Regions from separate parts of the Homo sapiens genome. Here region 1 is linked to region 2. Evidence: read pairs that join two places in POLR2A ChIA-PET (ENCODE). Cell type or tissue: CD4-positive, alpha-beta T cell. All regions are shown on one strand. Links, peaks and the distances in the headings refer to the core of each region. The heading gives the core; the rest is flanking DNA. Region 1 overlaps COL15A1 (collagen type XV alpha 1 chain). Region 2 overlaps TGFBR1 (transforming growth factor beta receptor 1).

Evidence for each region. Peaks named below come from ENCODE experiments on the same cell type or tissue, not always from the same donor. Only the 100,000 strongest peaks of a DNase experiment are listed, where the experiment ranks them.
Region 1: POLR2A ChIA-PET joins it to region 2 with 5 read pairs; 14 of 35 experiments call an interaction of 5 or more read pairs at or near these places.

The regions. Positions count from the first base shown.
Region 1 is chr9:99,024,609-99,029,994 of GRCh38, reverse strand. It overlaps COL15A1 (collagen type XV alpha 1 chain), which reads right to left. Exons shown (of 42, transcript NM_001855.5): 15 at 4,996-5,121; 16 at 4,029-4,091. Among named protein-coding and RNA genes, the nearest start is that of TGFBR1, 78 kb to the left of the region's middle. In CD4-positive, alpha-beta T cell, for the core only: no CTCF peak of the experiment used is centred there; no DNase peak of the experiment used is centred there.
Region 2 is chr9:99,116,397-99,121,782 of GRCh38, reverse strand. All of the region lies in intron 1 of TGFBR1 (transforming growth factor beta receptor 1), which reads right to left. Among named protein-coding and RNA genes, the nearest start is that of TGFBR1, 14 kb to the right of the region's middle. In CD4-positive, alpha-beta T cell, for the core only: no CTCF peak of the experiment used is centred there; a DNase peak (open chromatin) is centred at 2,512; H3K4me3 peaks cover 736 bases.

The DNA.
Region 1 (5,386 bases), core at 135-5,134, 92 kb after region 2:
GTAATACTGATAACCAGTTTCTTTTCTGTTACAATTGACTATGGTCTATATGATTTTTTTTTTTTTTTTGAGATGGAGTTTTGCTCTTGTTGCCCAGGCTGGAGTGCAATGGCACGATCTCGGCTCACTGCAACCCCGGCCTCCCGGGTTCAGGTGATTCTCCTGCCTCAGCCTCCCGAGTAGCTGGGATTACAGGTGCCCACCACCATGCCCAGCTAATTTTTTGTATTTTTAGTAGAGATGGGGTTTCGCCATGTTGACCAGGCTGGTCTCAAACTCCTGACCTCAGGTGATCCACCCACCTAGGCTTACCAAAGTGCTGGGATTACAGGAGTGAGCCACCGTACCCAGCCATCTATTTGGTTTTATGGAGGCCTATAATCCAGATGTTGAACCAAACACTTCTGATAATGAAAGAAGATATAAAATAGGAAATTAGGCAACTATTTCAGTGTTTCATTTAAACATGTTGTTAGAAGGTCTAAACCCATTACTGCATCCTAGGCAAAAGCAGCTTACTTCTCTTTTCTTTCTTATACAAGGTTTAGAGAATTGTTCAAAGACCAATTGGGATTGCTTGGAGAAAGGGAAGGTGATGATGATCTAATTGTATTTCTCTTACATCAACGGAAAAGACAGAAGCTGATTTTACAATGACAGTTTGGCAGCTCAGTGAAATTACTCAAAGGCAATTACTGGCAATTCAGCATTCCACAGTAATTCTGGACACTGAAGAAAATTTCCAAGCACAAACTCTTTCCTGCCCAGGTGTCCCAGTACCTTTTGAGACTGCAGAATAACATGAATGACTTAGATTCTGAAAGTAGAAAATCAACAACAACTGTTAATACTAGGTGTGTTCCGAGAACTGAATGGCAGAATCTGCAGTGCAAAAGCAGAAAGGAATGATTTTTCAGAGATCCATCTTCTTCAGCAAGTTCTTCTGCATTCTTTCTAGAAACATTCTACTGCTGAGAAAGCAGGCTACTCCTCACCCATTCCTTCTTGGGCTAAAGATCTTAAGAGTTAGTTGATCATCTTGATTTGGGAAAAATAAAGTAAGGAATATTTCTATCATCGAACTCAGCATAGAATAATCTATTTGATAAATTCTTTTTGAGGTATCATTTAAAAAATATTTTAATTTGTATAATTTCAATACGTTTTTTGGGGAACAGATGGTATTTGGTTACGTGAGTAAGTTCTTCAGTGGTGATTTCTGAGATTTTGGTGCACCCATCACCTGAGCAGTGTATACTGTACCCAATCTGTACTCTTTTATCCCTCACTCCCTCCCACCCTTTCCCCCAAGTCTGTTGTATCAATCTTTTTTCAATTTTTTCTGGAGACGGAGTCTCACCCTGTCACCCAGGCTGAAGTGCAGTGGCGCGATCTCGGTTCACTGCAACCTCTGGCTCCCGGGTCAAGCGATTCTCCCACCTCAGCCTCCCGAGCAGCTGGGATTACAGGTTTGTGCCACTGCGCCCGGCTAATTTTTGTATTTTTAGTAGAGACGAAGTTCCACCATGTTGGTCAGGCTGGTCTTGAACTCCTGACCTCATGATCCGCCCATCTCAGCCTCCCAAAGTGCTGGGATTAGAGGTGTGAGCCACCGCACCCAGCCTGTTATATCATTCTTATGCCTTTGGGTCCTCATAGCTTAGCTCATACTTAAGATATTTGATGAATTCTTAATGAGCATCATGTTTTGATCTCAATCTCATATTTTATAATAATAATTATTATATAAAAAACATTTTTTTCCAGCTAAATAACCTGAACCTTATTCTTTGTAGAGAAAACTCCATTTTAGATAACTGCCTAGATTGGTCTATGTGCTGTGCTAAAGAGAAAGGAGGCTGATTTCACCACAGCAAATGGAAAGACTTCCCTATAAGTGGATCTATCCAACGGTGCAAGGCACTGCCTGGGCAGGAGATGAGTTCCTTGTCACTGGAGGTATGCAAGTTGAAGGGCAGATATTGTTGATGGGGAGTCAAAGATCAAACGAATCATTGGATCTTATGATCTACTACAGCCCTGAAGCTGTTCATTTCCTTTAGCACATTTTTTGTTATTTTACATACTGAATATGCACCTTGGTTTATTAGGGACTTTTTTGGTTTTGTTTTGTTTTTAAGGTAAATATCATGTGCAAAGTTTCCTGCCAGCTCTCCAGATGCAAATTTCCAAGTTCTTCCAAGTCTGTTTTTGCTTGATCAGAAAACCTCATATGTGCACAGTGCAACAAATTGAGATGCATAGCAAATTTCAGAAACAAATGTGATTGATCTCCAACATTCACCCTAGGCAAGCCTGCTGCTCCTTGCACTGCTGATTCTTCAAGCAGCTGCAGAGTGCCTGTGCAAGGGTGTTTTGTATGCAGTTGTGGGTGTGGGTATCTTTAAGTTCGAGACAGAGTATGGGAGGGGTGTGTGTGGGTGGGTGGGGGGAAGCCTGGAAGAAGAACAGGTAAGAAGAGTGTAGGTCTGTGGTGCTTCCTGCAAAATTTAATTTCTGTAAAACTGTTGGTACATGTAAAATGAGTTCTATAAAGCTTGACAATTGTATCTTTTTCTGAGAAATAAGCTTTCCACGAAAATTGAGTTATGGTTCCAATTAAAATAAACATACTCCAGAGCTGACGGAAACTAGAAATTCAGTTCAGTGATGATGGTGGTGTCTACAGAGTCAGCATTTTCCACGTCTTTGTCCATGAGAGGTTCACAGAAGGCCCCACTTCTGATCCCAGCTGAGATCTCTCTTCCTCCTCTAGACCCCAGTAAAACCCACTGATCGCATCCCTAGCACAGGGCTCACCTTGTCTTTATTGCCTTCCTTTGACAGACATGGCTTATCTCATCAAGCTGGGAACACTGCAGAGGCAGAAAGCACCCCCTACACATACACGCCCCAGGTAGCACCAGCACAGGCTTGCAGACAGGAGGCAGGACCAGCTTACAGACAGAGAATGAAGAGGATGAAGGCAGGCCAGACTCTGGGAAAAGTAGACTAATGGTGTCTGAAAAAAGTTTCATTCATGCATCAAACACTAATAGAGGCTTGTGCTAGGTTCTAAGGAGAGAGAGGCAGTACTATGCTCTATGTCAGGGTGGGGGTGAGGAGCAGACAGGTAAGCTAACACCTTTAGTGTCACTGGCAAGGGAGGTTCTCAATAGCATGGGAACTTCCTATGATGCTCATAGAAAGGGGAGGAAGGAGGGGTGCTTTCTGCTCATAATGAGTCAGGGAGAGCTCCCCAGAGGATGTATCTGAACTGGGTCTTGGAGGATGACAAAAGGAAAAGGACATCCCAAACAGGGAGAAAACCATGTGCAAAGGCCAGGAGGACAGAAGGGAAGAGCGTGCCCAGAGCATTTGGGCAGAACCAGCCCACTGGCCAAGAGGCCGTGTGAGGAGTTGGGGGATGCACTACAGAGGCAGCTTGTGCGAATCAGGAAGGGCCAGATGTCTGCACAGAGCTAGGGTGTGTCCTGCAGGCAGTTGAGCCCTTGATCTTTTCTCAGTAGCCAGGGCAGGGGCTGACGAGAGCCTGCTACAGGAAGGTGAACTGGGCAGGAGGCTGGAGGGTGGGTGGAGAGAATGGGACAGCAACTGGGAGCCCAAGGCCACCGTGCGAATGAGAAGAGATGAGTCCAGCTCAGTGGGGAGACAAAAGTGAGAGATGTGGAGGTCAGACTGGGCCATCTTGGCACTGACCAATCATACCAGGAAAGGGAGGGAAGGAGGAGTTAGAGAAGATTCCATTTCTCGCTCCAGGTGACCAGGTAGATGGCAACACCATTCACTGAAGCTAGGGGCAGACAAGAGTGGGCAGGGAAGGTGCTGAGTTCAGGCTTGGGCATGATGAGTCCCATGATGGAGACATCCAGCAGAAGTGGCCAGCAGGGGATTTCAGGAGGCCAGGGGGTCAGTCACATAAGAGGCAAGGTCAGGTTTAGGGGTCAGAGAGAGTAGTGTGGGCCTGGTGGCTCCCATGTGGTGGGACCCTCCCGTGTTCCCCGTACCTTCTCCCCTTTCATCCCGGGAAGGCCGGTGGCTCCATCAACTCCAGGCTGTCCCTCAGGGCCCTGGGGAACATCAGTGACAATCAACCCACAACATTTCTGCTAAATATCACATACACACGCTTGCTAGAAAAGGAGGGCAGGGTTGGGAGGCAGGTGAGGCTGGTGGGCCCAGGGCCTCATGTCAGGTGCAAGGCAGGAACCTAGTCCTTGGCCCAGGCTGGGTCACTGCTGACTGTGCACCTGTGGCTAACTGTCCTTCACTCTCTGGATTACATTTCCTCCTCTATGGGGAAGTTAGAGACAGGGTTGGACCAGATGGTCTCCAAGGGTCTCCTACCCCAGGCCCAGCCCTGATGGCCTATGATTCCAAGATTCTTTATGAATCTGTGTCTCCTGTACAGACGCTTCTTGACTTACAATGGGGCTACATCTGATAAACCAATTGCAAGTTGAAAATATCTTAAGTCCAAAATGCATTTAATACACCTAATCTACTGAACATCATAGCTTAGCCTAGCCTAACTTAAACATACTCAGAACACTTCCATTAGCCTATAGTTGGGCAAAGTCATCAAACACAAAGCCTATTTTATAATAAAGTGTTGAAAGTGAAAACAGAATGGCTGTATGGGTACTCAAGGTAAAGTCTCTGCTGAATGTGCATCACTTTGCACCACTGTAAAGTCAAAAACATCTTAAGCTGAACCATTCGTAAGTAGGGGGCCATCTGTATTGACTATGATAAAGCAGCAAAACAATACGTAGGATGATGTTTTTCTTGGCTGCTGCTTCTTTCGAATCTCAGCAATGATTCAGATGAGGAGGATTTCTGTTTACAAACAGCTAGCTGCTCTCTCCCCATCGCGAACCTTGGACAGTGCTGGGTTTTGCAATCTGTACACCCCTCCCCTGCTAAAGGAAGCCCCACAGCCACAGAGATGGGGAGAAGACTTCAGTTGCTCACCGGGGGCCCAGGTTCACCAGCAGGTCCATCCTCTCCAGGAGATCCAGGGGGTCCCATGAAAACATCAGTTCCTGGTTTTCCTGGAATCCCAGGTAAGCCAGGTGGCCCTGGGGGTCCTGGAGGACCCTAAAAACACAAAGACTCTGTTAGAAACAGTGGGGGAATACCGAATGAGATACTGAGTATGTGCTTCATGCAATCTCTCAAATTCTTTCAACAATCCTACATGTAGGGTTTGGTGATCCCACTTAGCAGATGCGGAAAATAAGGCTCAGTGAGACCATGCGACTCAAGGGCTCTCAGACACACAGCTAATTAGTAGCAGAACTGGGATTTGAATCTCAGTCTTTCTGAGCCCATCATATCGTGTTTTCTCCCAAAAGGCTGAATA
Region 2 (5,386 bases), core at 256-5,255:
CCTACCCACTACAGCACAACTATACTTTTCTTCGCAGTGAGAGTATTTCCAAATATTACAAACATGTACCAACAGGCAAGTAAAAGACCTAACATGCACAATGTCCTTTATGCAGTTTGCTTCACTACAGCTGAAAGCAGATCACATCACTGCTGGCAAAGGTGAAGGCAAAAGTTGGAAGTTATTTAAAAAAAACTTTCAGGGACTAATGTCAGCCCCTTTTATCATCCAACCTATTCTTCTACCCCAGTTCTTCTGAGTAATCTGCCTTACCCCTTTTCTCCATTCTCAACACATGCCCCCTTCTCAAGGAGACGTGTCCTCTTTTCTCCCTCATCCAGCTTTGGAGTAAAGCATACTATATAGATTCTCCTTTTCTTTTTATTAAATATGTTGCTTATCTCTGTATACATGGCTAAAACCCTGACCTCCAATTCCCTCCAGCCTACTATCCTAGGTTTTGTTCCTCAAAATACTCAGTTCTTCTCAATTCAACCCTCCTGGGGCTACCTTGCAGCAGTAATATCAAAGTAAGCTTGTCAAAATAGAGAACACCATATAATGTACATAAAATTTTCCTCTAGTCCAGATAATATTTCACCCCTGAATTTAGGGCATCAGAATAAACGCCTGATTTTTTTCCAGATAAATTCCATTTACTTCTGCCACTTTTAAAGAATTTAAGATGCATTGTTTATCATTTAACCCACATCACATCTTAAAAGAACAGGGCACTCCCAAATTCACAAGCTCTTGTTTTTCCACATTATCTTCATTTTCCAGTCTCCTAGTTTCTATGGAATTAGCCAATATAATGTTAACTGATATCAGAGAAAACACACTAAGAATAGGCTGCCCAAATGGCAAGATGGGATTTAACAGGGTAACTAATACAAAGGCTTTCACTTAGATTCGAAATAAATCACACAAGTACAGCATAAAGATCTGGTTAGCAGATCTGAGGAGTTTAACAACACATTTTAGAAGAGTCAGAGCCTTTAAAAAGTATCTTTTAATCCATCAATTCTACTACTTACAGTTGTCTGAGGAAACAATAGGTGAGAGCAAAAATCTAAACTTGCAGATGTTCATTACAGTATTTTATGATTGAAAACAACCTATGTGAATGACAATACAATGACAGAATGAATCCTTATACAATCATAAATGAAAGACTATATAGCCATTAAAACTGGTATTTTAGAAGCATGTTTAAGGACAAGGGAATGGTCCTACTACTAAAGGGCAGGAAGTAAAGCTGTATAGTGTGATTACAATTACAGTCCTGTCAAGTGACCTTGTTTTTGTTCCACTTCAATGAGTTGAGGGGATATTTTAATATACAGAGCAGATGTGCACACTTTGCCTTACCCCAGGCCCTGAAAAGAAATGGAGAAACTTCTATGTCTAAAGGTGAGTGCTAAAACAATAACCAAATTTCTTATTTCCTCTCAATCTAAGTATGCTTTTACACAGTTTCTTATTAGATTTTAATTTGACTAGTGGGTAGGTATTATAAGGATATGGTAGTTAAGTTGATGGAACTCAGAGACAGAAAAACTTAAGTTAAAATCCTATCTTTGCCAGTCAGGCACTGAGTAATCCTGAGGAAGTCACTTAACTTATTTGAACCTAAATTTCTTCAACTTACTTCCTAAATTTATAACATACTAACAAACAGTACCAATCTCAGAAGGTTTGAGGGTTAATGAAATAACATACATAGAATACTTAGCACAGTGCCCAGCACATAATAAAATGTTCAAAAATTAGTTTATGCACTTTTTCAACAAGTATTTCTTTGGAGCTCCTATTACGTGCCAGTCTCTGGTCTAGATGCTAGACAGAGAATCAGAGCTAATGTTGAGACAGCTCTGGTAGGCAATACTGACACAGAACACAATATAAACCATATGCATATACAACAGTGAATGTTCATGGTACCTATCAGCTCTTTCTCCTTCATAAATATTCATACAGTTTTTCAACAATATGACTGAACAGACCTGGCTCAAGAACTTCACTACAGTAGCAGTAGGCACACACAGAAAGTATATTTTCAGTTCCAACCCAAATTAACAGTGTAGGGACACACCCAGTGTGTATATGTAATATCCCTAATAAATAAGTTAATATCTAATTAGCCATAAAATGTTCATGCTGGAAGGAATATGAACAGAAATATCAGATCCCAGCTCCTTTAGAGATGAAGAAACAGAAATGTCCTAACAGTTACATCAACATAATCTAGATTTATTCCAAAAGTACACAAAGAAAAAAAGGATTACTTGATAATCTACAGTGATTTCCACCCCTACTCCCCACAACCCCTCACGTAGGACAAAACCGAAAATTTCAACCTTTCCCTTTGGAAAGCACGAGTGGCTGTAGGAGAGACTGGCTTGGTTGCACAGATAATAAGGTGTAATAATGAACGTAAATGAAAGTGGCTGATCATCCTGGGCTAGGGGAATGACATACAAAACAGAACTGTGGTAGAGAAGGAACTGTGGTAAGAGAAGGAAGTGGTAACCACTCCCAGCTGCCATTGACTCGGGGCAGAGGAGAGCAATACCTGGGCCAGCAAACAGCGAAAGATCTGTTGGAGCCACAGTTGAAGAAATGAACTGATGGTCCTGGGCAGTTAGTAATTTTAGAAGCAGAAAGCAAGGCCTGAACACCTTTTCTCAGAACACAACAGTGAATGTAACCTGTGTAGGAAGAAAGAAAAAACCTTTAGGAGGATAGAGATAATTAGGATTGAGATTCCTGCCCTCAGATTCACAATGCAGAGAACACACCACTGATAAATGATGATGCAAAGTGCACAGATCAGAGGACAGAAAAGGGAGATTTCTCTGAAATATGACACCTAAACTAAGACTTAAGGAAAGCTAGTGAAGAAAGGAAAGTCATTTTAGGTAGAGGATATACAAAAACATTGTACAAAAGATGCCAAAATAAAAGTTTGAGCCAGGTGTGGTGGCACGCACCTGTAGTCCCAGCTATTTGGGAGGCTGGGGCACAAGGATCACTTGAGCCCCAGGAGTTTGAGGCTGCAGTGAGCCATGATCAGGCCACAGCACTCCATCCTGGGCAACAGAGTGAGATCCTGTCTCAAAAAAAAAAAAAAAAAAAAGAAAGAAAACAGTAAGGGAGTTTGGCAGTTTAGGTGATGTAAACAAAAACAAAAAAACTGATAAAATTCAACAGCTATTCATGATTTTTAAAAATCTTAGTAAACTGATAAAATTCAACAGCTATTCATGATATTTAAAAATTTCAGTAAATTGCAGAATTTAAAAAAAATTCTGAAATAATCAGATTAAATAAAAGGCATAAAAGTAGGCATTACATTTAATGTTGCATGACTGTCATTTTCCCTTGAAATCACAAATAAGAAAGAGATATCCATCACTACTTCTCAACATTGTATTAGAAGTCTGAGTGTAGTAAGTCAGAAATAAACAAAAGGAAGATAGACTGGAAAGACACAGAACTATCATTACTTGCAGAGGACAACTATGTACATGGAAAATCCAAAAGTGACCTACAGATCAACTATTAGAATCAATTAGTCAATCTAGCAAGGTCACTAATATAAGGTTACTCACTATACCAAAAAAAATTAAATTAAAAAATCATTCTTAAACCAGTAATAAATAGAAAACGTTTTTTAAAAATCTAAAAACTAGGAATAAACCTAACAAAAGACAGGTAAAGACCTCTGCAGAGAAAGCTTAAAAAATATTACTTATTGATAGAAATTACAAAGGAGATAAAATAAAATTTTAAAATGTATTTATAAATGGAGAAAAGTGACAAGTTCCTAACTGGAAGATTCAATACTGTAAAGAGGTCAATATTCCATAAAGTGATCTGTAGATTCAATAAAATCAAATCAGAATCCCCACAGGGTTTTTTTATTCAGTGGGAACTGACAAGTTGATTCTGAAATTTATATGGAAAAACAACATCGCAAGAATAACCAAAGCAATCTTTGAAAGACTTAACACTACTCGATATCAAGACTCCTAACATCATAATAATTAAGACAGTATGGTAATGGCACAAGGACAAATGGGCAAACAGAACAGAGATTACAGAGAAACAGACCCTCACATATACAACCTCTTGATTTATGATGAAGGTGATTGTACACTGGGGGAAAAAAGGTTTTACCAATAAATGGTTCTGAGTCAACCAGATATCCGTATTTTAAAAATAATAAAAATCTCATACCATAATAAATAACCAACTCCAGATACATCTCAATGTGAGAGGTAAAACCAATCTTTTAAATGAAAACACAGGAAAACATTTTTAAAACATTTGGGTCAGAAAAAGTAAGCAAACAGGATTCTAACTTAAAGCAAAAAATTGAAGGCCGGGCACGGTGGCTCACGCTGTAATCCCAATACTTTGGGAGGCCGAGGCAGGCAGATCACCTGAGGTCAGGAATTCGACACCAGCCTGGCCAACACGGTGAAACCCCATCTCTACTAAAAATACAAAAAAAAAAAAAAAAATAGCCAGGCGTGGTGGCAGATGCCTGTAATCCCAGCTACACGGGAGGCTGAGACAGGAGAATCACTTGAACCCAGGAGGCAGAGGTTGCAGTGAGCCAAGATCGCGCCACTGCATTCCAGCCTGGGTGACAACAGTGAGACTCCGTCTCATCTGAAACATTCATCTCCCTTGTCAAACAAAATACCAAAGCAAAGCAGTTAAATTGTGGTTGCAGTCTCCTAGAAGAACACAGCTGAATTGAACCAAGCAAGGACAGAAAAGCCCACCAAAAGGAAGGAGCTTTTGTATTATTTCTATATTTGCATTTTTATAATATTTTTAATCATTAAATTTTGGACTCCCTTGGAGCCTAAAGATATAAGCATCTAGTGTTGACTGAACTCCTTTCAGGGAAACATTTGCCCTTTGAGACTAAACTATGTGTATATGAAAACTTAGGCTTGAGATGTACTGTAACCAAGCTAATAAAGTTTTCAGACCTCAAAATCTACATGCCGAGACTTGGCATTAGGAATATGGGTTTCCAATTGCTGGTAGCATTGATACAGTAGCATCATGGCTACTGAAGAAAGTGGGGGGTTGGTTATTAAAAGATAAGGATCTATCAGGCTCAGAGGCATAAGGGTCTTGATGTTATTTATACCTTGGATAACTGATGATACAACACCGAAGACTATCTTGCAGAATTATGAAATCTATATGTAAGTCAATAATCACTAGTCTCTAGATAATAGTTTAGAATGGTTCACAGGTGATTATACTCATTTCTTCCATAAGATTTTCCTTTTTCCCAGTTACAGAGACTAAGCTAAATCAGATGGAAGCACCCAATTGCTTAGGGCAACTACGCTATTTC